Linked DNA regions of Homo sapiens: region 1 is linked to region 2. Evidence: read pairs that join two places in POLR2A ChIA-PET (ENCODE). Cell type or tissue: PC-9. All regions are shown on one strand. Links, peaks and the distances in the headings refer to the core of each region. The heading gives the core; the rest is flanking DNA.

Region 1 (5,388 bases), core at 231-5,230, 260 kb after region 2:
GCCTGGCTTTGCCTCCCAAAGTACTGGAATTACAGGTGTGAGCCACTGTGCCCGGCCCCCAATCCTTGATTAAGGTTTTACATATACTACATCCTCAATAAATGTTGTATGAATGATTACATCCCTCTTAGGTGTAAGGCATTGTAGTAGTTACTATGAAAGATAGAAAGATTAACCAAATACATTTCCTACCCATGAGAAGTTTACTAGCATTTTATCATTAGTTATTCAGTGGGGAAGATAAGGCAGGTACATAAGTGAATAGAAGGTAAAAAAAAAAAAAAAATACATGCAATGGGAATTTACATATGAAGTGCTATGTTGGCTTCTTTTTAAAATGGCCAACATGTATATCTCTTCTTTCTTGTAAGATTCCAGAAAAACTCTAGTAAAGGAATTAAAAAATATATAAACCCACAATAAATAAGAATGAGAATGGGTTGGAGGGCAAGAAGGTTCTCTAGTGAATGAGATGGCAGTTAGATGGAAGCCTTGTGACTGATGAAGTAGAACAAAAGAAGAAAGGAGTATATATAAGGCCAGGGGTATACATGAAGTGGGATATAGATGGAAAAGAAGTATTCAGAGCAAATAAGGCCTGGAGTAAGTTGTGACACTAAATGAACTAATCTGCTGATCATACTCTACCATTAACCTTGCAGATATGTCTGCAGCCAGGCACCTCCCACCACTAAGGTTTTTATCAGAGCATTCTCCTCTACAGAGTAATTGGGTACAACCTCTGGGGTAATTAGAACAGCTAATATGGGGTGAAAAGCCTTTCTCACTCTGGCATTTAGGGGTCCCTTTGCTTAATGCTGGCTTTTAAAGCCTCTCATCTTAAACTGAAGCTTGCCAGTGAGAAAACTCCTACATACATAGAGATTAAAGTTTTTCCCACCCCCTTTGCAAGTAAATAACCAAGTATCACTAAACATTTGAGGAAAGCCTGCAATCTGAAAGAGGAAGATTATGATAATGAAAGAGGAAAAGTGCCCCCGGAGGAAACATATATCAAGGAGTAGAAGAGAACTGCTAAAAGTTCTGGAAAAACAAAAGCACTGTAAAAAGCTACTGGTAATTAGTATTGATCAAAGATTTCAGGAGATACTGCTTCCATTAATTGAGAACCAGACACAATGTAAAAGGAACAGCCAGAATAGGAACGAGCTCTTGAAGATGAATAATTACTGCCAATATAAATTTGTTGGAAGGGTTCAAAGTCAAAGAAATTTCCTAAAATGTAGAACAAAAGAAGAAATGTCATGGAAGGTTTGAAAGACGTAAGTAAGGCCCAGAGGGACTGTTCTAGGAGATCTAGCACCCAGCGAATAAGAATTCCAGCAAGAACTAAAAACCAAGAGGAGGAAATTAAAGAAATAATAGAGAAGAATTTCCCCTAGCTGAAGGAGAAATGTCTTTAGACTGAAGGGACTCAGCATATAAATGAAAAAAGATCTATATCTAGACATATTCTCATGAAATTTCAAAAACAATGACAGGATAGGAGTGTTAGAGTTCTCATCTAGTAAACCGGGGAGATTATAGTTTGTGGTTGCTATAAGAGGGAAATGGGGGGTTCATTATACCACTTAGATGAGTGATACAACTATATTGGGAGGTGGGGAGAGGTTGGGGAAGGCAAGAGAGCTAAATTCAAGTCTGACAACAGGGAATGGGCAAATAATATCTAAAACTTATGAGATGTGGAGGTAACCACCAAAAGATAAAACACAAATGAAACAGTTATTTCTTCTAGGCGAATAGGATTAGTAGGGGTGGAGAGGTGTCAAATGAGGAGACTTCTACTTCTCATTGTAATTTCTTCCTTCTGTTCTGTACTCCTCATTTGTAATCATGTAATTACATGGTTCTTTCTGAAATAATACTTTCTGAAAATTACTTTTCTTAAATACCTAATAAATATTAGGTTATAAAAGTTACATATAAATGAAAGATATCAGCTCTTGAAGAAGGTCCTGATGTTAAAATTATACTGTGGTTTGCTACAAGTGGGCTTAGCTGACAGTGATCGGACAGTTTTAAAACTTGACCTTTCATATATTTGTTAAATTGCATCTCTCACATCTTTGACTCATGGAGAAATAAGAATCATGAATTCTCTACAGTATACTCATCAACAATAAAATACAGAAATGACACAGTTAAGTGACATTGAGTCATAACTTCCCTTTTTACCCACAAGTTTAAGAGCCAGTGAGTAAACAAAGTGACCAAATTATGTTAAATGGGAATGAGGATAAACCTCCTAAGCAGTATACGAACTGAAGAGACTAGGGTTAAATCACGTGCTCCCTCTGAGTCTTCCTGCATTGTAGTTTTTAAAAATACCCAAGTGGTGTTCATATAGCTTCCCATTGTAAAATACTTGACTACATTTAAAAAAAAAAGCAGTACGTAAGCTCTCCTTCATGAATGCAGACATTTTCCTCTCTCCAGAGGTAACATATCAACAATTTGTTATTTCTCCTTCCAGACTGTTTTCTGTGCCTTTATCTATATATCTGAACAAATATATGTGAGGTTGAGTTTTCTGTACATTTGATTCTATTTTTTGCTTGTTTTTAAATTATATCATACAAATTGTATTGTTCTCCAACTTGCTTTATTCCTCCTTAGTTTTGGTTTCGGATAACTATAATTTTTATGTTTTTAAAATAAGGCCAGAATTTAATGTACCATTTCAACCCAGCTTCTTAAATGGGTTGTTGGGCTTGCTTTTATTTTATTTATTATTTTATTCCTTTATTGAAGATTAACATAATACAGAAAAAGTACACAAATACTAAGTGTGGAGCTGAGTGAATTTTTACAAAGTATACAAATCTGTGCAGCCACCATCCATGTTTAGATCTAAAGCCAGCACTTCTCGCCTCCCCAGAAGCCCCCTCCCAGGCATTCTGCACTCCCCACTGAGATCACCAGATTTGAGGTGCTCTTTGGATTCTACTTGTTGGCATAAATGGCTGATCACAGTGTCTGTATGTGAATGTGTGATTCAATGTTGATTTAGTATAACACTGGTCTCAGAACCCCTTTATACTCTTAAAAAAATTATCAAGGGTTCTGCCGGGTGCAGTGGCTCACGCCTGTAATCCCAGCACTTTGGGAGGCTGAGGTGGGCAGATCACAAGGTCAGGAGATCGAGACCATCCTGGCTAACACGGTGAAACCCCGTCTCTACTAAAAATACAAAAATTAGCCAGGTGTGGTGGCAGGCGCCTGTAGTCCCAGCTACTCGGGAGGCTGAGGCAGGCGAATGGCGTGAACCCGGGAGGCGGAACTTTTAGTGAGCCCAGATCGCACCACTGCACTCCAGCCTGGGCGACAGAGTGAGACTCCGTCTCAAAAACAAAAATAATAATAATTATTATTATTATTATCATCAAGGGTTCCAAATGAGTTTTTGTTTACGTTTGTTATATCTAATGATTTGTATTGTGTTAGAAATTAAAACTGAGAAAACTTTAAAACACAGGAACACACAAACACGTTATTTTAGCCATCAGAATGATGTAATTACAAGTCATGTGGCCTCAGGAAAAGTACATACGGTATATAACGAGGGAATGAGAGTTTTAAAAAAAACCATGGTGCTCAGTATTATGAAAATGATTTGACCTTATGGGTTCTGTGGAAGAACCTCAGAGACTCCCAGGGCTTCCCCCAGACCATACTTTGAGAGCTGCTCGTTTAAAATATGTGTAAGTTATTTAAACCTTTGATTCATTGTCCTCACAGAGAACGTCAGGATGCAGATGGGCAAATGAAAGAGCTCCAGGATCAGCTCGAAGCAGAACAGTATTTCTCAGTAAGTTCAAGACACATTAATTTGCAAATAGCAAACAGAGTTTTGGTTGGGATATTTTATTTATACCATACAACTCATATAAAAAGAGCAGCTGGGCAAAAGAATGTAGATAGTTTAAGAGAAATTTATTATCATTGCTAGAAAAATAATTCTAAGCACAAAACATACCTGGTGAAGCTGATTAACAGCATTGTTTTCAGGAAGAAAATATTTTCATAATGCAAGAAATAAAATTGTAATAAAATTATCATTTTAATAGTTGTGCTTTTTTTGAGATCAGTTTTAAAAATATGAAGTAGAAACTCCTGTTTTATTGATTTAAGCCAATAACATTTTTTTGTCTAAATTGTTAATGTTTTTCCTTGCCTCCTTATTCATTTTACCTATCTGTGCTATTAAATGAGAAATATCACTGTGATATCCAGTTGAAAATCATGCTTCTTAATTATTACCTGAACTTGTATTAGTTAATTGATGACTAGAAATAGGAAAGTTCATTAAACTATTCATTTGCTCGGGGACTTAGCAGTAAGAAAATATTTGTATGTGTTCATTCTCCTTTTTGTCTGAATAGCTTTTGAATGTAGAAGTAATATTTCTGATGATGATACGCATTTCTGTTGTATTTTGCTATTTAGACCCTTTATAAAACACAAGTTAGGGAGCTTAAAGAAGAATGTGAAGAAAAGACCAAACTTGGTAAAGAATTGCAGCAGAAGAAACAGGAATTACAGGATGAACGGTAAGTATGAGACCCTTGTCTCTTTTTGTTCATAGCTGTATACTTTGCTCCTAGAACAATGCCTGGTAATCACCAAATAAAAAATTATTGATGAAGTGAATTAGACAAAAACTTTCACTTCATAGTGAAAACTGAACCATTAAAATGATATATTGCTAAAATGTAGGGACTCTTTGGCTGCCCAACTGGAGATCACCTTGACCAAAGCAGATTCTGAGCAACTGGCTCGTTCAATTGCTGAAGAACAATATTCTGATTTGGAAAAAGAGAAGATCATGAAAGAGCTGGAGATCAAAGAGATGATGGCTAGACACAAACAGGAACTTACGGAAAAAGATGCTACAATTGCTTCTGTAAGTCAAATTCTTGGTGCTTTTTTGGATTATAGTTAAATTGCTATATCTTAAACCTTCTTTAGACATACTAAGTATCACAGATCTAAATGAAAAATTATATATGCTGACTACAAGATTTTTAATCTAGTTAACTGCCACCTTCTCAATGTTGTCAGAGGAGCTTACTAAAAGTGACTTCACCTGTTAATGAATTCAAAGTTAAAGGTCTAAAGTGAAAGGGTCATTTTTTTTTTTCTTTTTAAACAGAACTTAGTTCAGAAGAATCTTGAAACTACCAGGAAAACAGTTCCGTGCAGGTTGAAAAAATTGCAATAAAAATTTCAGAGAGAGGTCAAATATCAAGTAGTTAGGTTTACCCTATCAATTAACTAGACCTATTGAAATGCTGCGGTAATTAAAAAGTCTGGTATTAGAACAGGGATATTCAATCCTGTTCAGTGGAAATGAAAAGGGAGGCC
Region 2 (5,388 bases), core at 267-5,266:
TGAGCTTCCTTGACGTTTGATGCTCCATCTGCTTCTCTGGCTTCTCCTTGTCCTCATCCTCTTCCCATTCCTTCATGTTGATTTGTTTTTCTGTTTTTGTTTTTGTCCCCCCCCCCGGTGCAGGATCTCACTCTGTCACCCTGGCTGGAGTGCAGTGGCACATCATGGCTCACTGCAGCCTTACCTCCCAGGCTCAAGTGATCCTTCTGCCTCCAACTCCCAAGTAGCTGAGACCACAGGCACATGCCACCACACCTGGCTAATTATTTTTATTTTTAGAGATGGGAGTCTTCCTATGGGGCCCAGGCTGGTCTTGAACTCCTGGGCTCAAGCAGTCCTCTCACCTCAGCTCCCCAAAGTGCTGGGATTACAGGCGTGAGCCTCTGCAGCTGGCCACATGTTGGTATTATTCAGGGTTCTCTTCTACCGTCTCTACACATTCTTCTTAGGGGAGTTCATTCACTCCTCCCATGACTTCTGTTACCATCTACATTTGATCATTGAACGACTCAGGGATTGGGGCACCAAATCCCATGAAATTCAAAATCTGAATATAACTTTGATTCCCCCAAAACTTTACTGTTTGCTGGAAGCCTTACTGATACCGTAAACAGTTAATTGACACATATTTTGTATTTATATGTATTAGTTACTGTTTTCTTATAGTAAAGTAGCTAAAGAAAAGAAAATGTTATTAAGAAAATCATAAATAAGAGAAAATCCTACTCCTTCGGGGGAATTAGGTCATCGTAAAGGTCTTCATCCTTGTCTTCACACTAAGTGGGCTGATGAACAAGAGTAAGAGGAGGAGCTGGTTTTGCTCTCTAAGGGGTGGCAGCGGGTAAAGAAAATTGGTCTCTAAGTGGACCCACACAATTCAAACCTGTGTTGTTTGAGGGTCAGCTGTATATTGGTACCATCTGTATTGGTGGTCTTAATATTTGAGAACGTGATAAAAACTCTAAGCTCACTGTGGAAAAACCACTTAGTTTGCATGTAGTATCAGCAGATACATCCCTTGAAATCTTAGACATACAGTTCTGGTATTTTCAGTTACCATGTCATAATTCCCAAATCTATAAATCTCCTTCAGGGTTTTCCAGCTGTCTACTAGACCTTCCTACTTAGGTTTCAAACTCCTATTAGTCCCCTCTCATCTGAGGTTTCACTTTTCTTTATTTCAGTTAACCTGTGGTCCCCCAAACTATTAAAATGAAAATTCCAGAAATAATTCATTAGTTTTAAACTGCTTGCCATTCTCAGTAGTGTCATGAAATCTTGAGCTGTCCAGTACCACCCAGCACCTGAATCTTCCTTTGTCCAGAGTTCCCATGCTGTCACTGCGCCCTGCCCTTAGTCGCTTAGTAGCTGTTTCTTGATTCTCAGACCAACTGTCACGGTGCTTGTGTTAAGTAGCCCTTATTTTCTCAGTAATGGCCCCAAAGCACAAAAGTAGTGCTTCCAGTATGCTTCCAGTAGTGCTTCCAGTATGCTGAAGAGAATTGATGAAGTGCTTCCTTTAAGTGAAAAGATCTAAGTTCTTGACTTAGTAAGGAAAGAAAAAAAATCTTATTCTGAGGTCGCTAAGATCTACAGTATAAGATATTTTGAGAGAGAGACCACATTCACATAACTTTCATTGTAGTTTATTGCTATAATTGTTGTATTTTATTATTAGCTGTTAATCTCTTACTATGCCCGATCTATAAATTAAATGTTATCACATGTATGTATGTATACGAAAAAATAGTATATATAGAGATTGGTACTGTTTGCGGTTTTAGGCATCCACTGGGGGTCTTGGAATGTAGCTCCCAGGGATAAGGGTGGACTACTCTATATCCAGAATTGAATTTATTACTCTATTGGTCAGGGCTCTCCAGAGAGACAGACCAATACTAACACAGATTTTGGTACCAGGAATGGTTCTGGGAAACAGAATATTAAAGATGAGTTTCCTTAATTGGGGTTTTTGGAATTGATTCTTTAATCTGATTAGAATCTAAAAATGCCAAGAGCTCTACTTCTAATAGTAGAGAGAGCACTGGAAGTCCATGACACAAACTGTTTATAGATATGCAAAATAAATGCCTTTTTATTCTAATTCACTGCTTATAAGAGGCAAAGAATTTAGTGACGCTATATGTGATATTTTCAAATATTTTTGGGAAAACAAGGATTATAATGACATTGGTTGGTTGCTCCTATTGTCTTTGGACAAAGTGATGAAAGAAAAGGATGAGCTCAGGGATTCAGTTTCATGGCTGGAGTTCCACATAAATGACCTAAAAGTTTCTAAGTGTGCCCTGGGTTAGAATCTTCTATCCTGTAGCCATGGGGCTGAAATTGCTGAAAATCAAACACAAGCCTTCATCATGTAACTGGCCAAATTACAATGGAAGTTGAACTCTTGGCCAGTCATGGTGGCTCATGCCTGTAATCCCAGCACTTCGGGAGGCTGAGGCGGGTGGATCACCTGAGGTCCGGATTTCGAGACCAGCCTGGCTAATGTGGTGAAACCCCGTTTCTACTAAAAATACAAAAAATTAGCCAGGCTTGGTGACGTGCGCCTGTAATCCCAGCTACTCGGGAGGCTGAGGCAGAAGAATCACTTGAACCCAGGAGGTGGAGGTTGCAGTGAGCCGAGATTGTGCCACTGCACTCCAGCTTGGGCAACAAGAGTGAAACTCCATCACAAAAATAAATAAATAAATAAAATAGAAAGTTGAACTCTCTTAGCCTCACAGAGCATCTACTGTTAAAGTGAGGGTATTGGTTGGGAAAGAGTGGGGTCCTGCAAGTTTGGATGGGATCATGTGGGAAGATGAGGCTGGACACATTGAGCCCCTAAATTCTGATGAGTCTTGTTTGCCAGAGGGGCAGTAGCATTTCCACCTACAGTGGTATCATCCTTTCCACCCCTGTCTAAGGGGATTAATTCTGCATTGCCTGTGGAGATAGTAATGGCCTCCTCTGAAACAGTTCCCGGACAAGACAGTGCTGATTCTCATCAGGACCCACCCCGCCACCCCTCTTTGCTTCTAGACCTATTACTAGACCCAAGTCCCAGCAGACCCCTAAAGGTGAGGTGCAAAGTATGACTCACTCCACTTCTGGTACCAAATCTGTATTAGGTTTCTGGTCCTGTAAGATTATAGTGGAGCTGAAAAATTTCTATCACCTGGTGACATTGTAGCCATCATAATGGTCATAGCACCAAACATTACCTTTTCTATGTTTAGATGCACAAATACCATTCTGTTAGTTACCGTTATCTACAGTATTCAGTCAGTCACATGCTCTACAGGTTTGTGGCCTAGCAGCAATAGGCTATACTGTATAGCCTAGGTGTGTAGTGGGCTGTACCATCTAGGTTTGTTTAAGCACTCTATGATGTTCACGCAACAAAATCGCCTAATGACGATTCTGAGAAGATGCATGATTGCATGTAGATATATGAGAGGGAATTTATTAGGGAAATTGGCTCATGATTTTGGAGGCTGAGAAGCCCCACAATAGGCTGGCTGCAAGCTGGAGACCTTGGGATGCTGGTAGCATGGCTCAGTCCAAGTCCATAGCATGAGAACCTGGGAGGCTGCTAGTGTAACTCCTAGAGTCCAAAGGCCAGAGAATCTGAAGTTGTTGTCCAAGGACAAACGGGAAAGAGGGTCCCAGAGGATCTGGACTTCTGAGAAGGGAGAAAATAGCATTGATTGGAGGTAGAACTTGGTCTGCATAATTGAAAAATAAGGAAAATTTGAATGGGTGAGAATGCAATAACCTTTCCAAAGACCTCTTGAAGGAATATTGCTCCCCAAAACAGAATTGGTGTAGAGAAACATCTGTATAGAGAAAGGTTTAACCAGCTTGGAGGCAGTGCTTAGCATTTTAGTCCCTAAACTTCATCTTTTATTTTTTTTTCCACCTTTGAAGCAGCTCTTCAAAGCTACACAATAAAGTATAGGTCTTTAAATAGGGGACTTGGAGCAGTGGTGAAATAGCTTGGAATTTGAAAAAATATGCTGACTTGCCCCAGAAGATGCTGGTTCCTAGAGAGCTGTATACTCTGTCAGGGCACAAGATCAGCCTGAGTGATTTTCATTTTGTAAGCCTCTGACTTCTCCATTCATTTTGCAGCTAGCATGCAAACAATCTGCCTATTTATCATCTTTTTTTTTTTTGAGACGGAGTCTCGCACCGTCATCTGGGCTGGAGTGCAATGGCACGATCTCAGCTCACTGCAACCCCTGCCTCCCGGGTTCAAGCGATTCTCCTGCCTCAGCCTCCCAAGTAGCTTTTATTACAGGTGCCCACCACCACCCCCAGCTAATTTTTTGTATTTTTAGTAGAGACGGGGATTTCACTATGTTGGCCAGGCTGGTCTTGAACTCCTGACCTTGTGATCTCCTCCCCCCACCCCGCCTCCCAAAGTCCTGGGATTACAGGCATGAGCCACCGCGCCTGGACTTATGTTTCTATCTATATGTCTGTATATGATGTCTGCCACTGAGGGGCAATGGTACTGTTGTGATTCCTCCAAGATAGAGTGTTTTTGTATTTGAAGAGGAAAAAAAAACAAATGAATGCTCTTGGAGACTGTTTTCCCACATACATCAGTATAGCCAATATGTAATGGAACTGCATTGATAGCAAAGAGTGGGGAAAACAAAGCCATCTTTTTTCATATTATGCCTAACTGAGGTGTTATTTCTGTACCAACCTGTGATCCACTGTCTAGATGAGATGGGTAGGGAGGTGTGTAGCAGAGAAGACACCCTAGAATGCATAGCTAGCGAGGCAGCCTCTTTGGGAGCCAGTAAGTAGAGTGTGTAAGTCCTGGGCCTGCTACTCTGAATTAAGAACGGGAACCTCTGCAGCAAGGCCCCTCTGAGCTTATATATAAGGATTTAGGATGTTTGTTTATGTGTGTTTCAAATCAATGTGATAAGGATGGATTTTTTTTTTTTCCATTCAAGAATCTTGCTACCGTAGCTGGCCCGTCTCATACTATTAGCAGAGGGGTTAAATGTAAAAATAGCAATGGCAGTTGGTCACACTTGTCTAATGTCTGACTTTGATAGGACTGCTTCAGAGTTTCACTGTTGGATACCATGTTTGCAAGTCACCATTGTCAGCACTGTTTGAGAGAGCTGGCCAGACCTAGTCCCTACCCCCAAGGCCAGCATTCCCAGCTCCAGTGTTGCATGCCCTAGCAGGTCTACGTGTTCAATTCTAACAACTAAATTAATTTTACAGTGGGATTCTGTCTCAATGGGAGTATTCCATATTGGGGTGATTTGTTAATAGATGCTATCATCTTGTCATAGATGATAAGGAAATCATTGTGCCGAGGATATTGTTAACACCAGTATAAACAAAGAGCTTCTT

What was found. ChIA-PET counts read pairs that join two places held together with the same protein. Peaks named below come from ENCODE experiments on the same cell type or tissue, not always from the same donor. Only the 100,000 strongest peaks of a DNase experiment are listed, where the experiment ranks them.
Region 1: POLR2A ChIA-PET joins it to region 2 with 5 read pairs; 4 of 35 experiments call an interaction of 5 or more read pairs at or near these places.

What each region holds. Positions count from the first base shown.
Region 1 is chr2:11,200,496-11,205,883 of GRCh38, reverse strand. ROCK2 (Rho associated coiled-coil containing protein kinase 2) reads left to right here. Exons shown (of 33, transcript NM_004850.5): 21 at 3,763-3,832; 22 at 4,471-4,574; 23 at 4,741-4,927. Among named protein-coding and RNA genes, the nearest start is that of SLC66A3, 48 kb to the right of the region's middle. RefSeq lists a silencer at 2,087-2,381. In PC-9, for the core only: no CTCF peak of the experiment used is centred there; a DNase peak (open chromatin) is centred at 2,203; H3K27ac peaks cover 2,898 bases.
Region 2 is chr2:11,458,677-11,464,064 of GRCh38, reverse strand. The region is part of intron 1 of E2F6 (E2F transcription factor 6); the gene reads left to right. Among named protein-coding and RNA genes, the nearest start is that of E2F6, 4.8 kb to the left of the region's middle. In PC-9, for the core only: no CTCF peak of the experiment used is centred there; no DNase peak of the experiment used is centred there.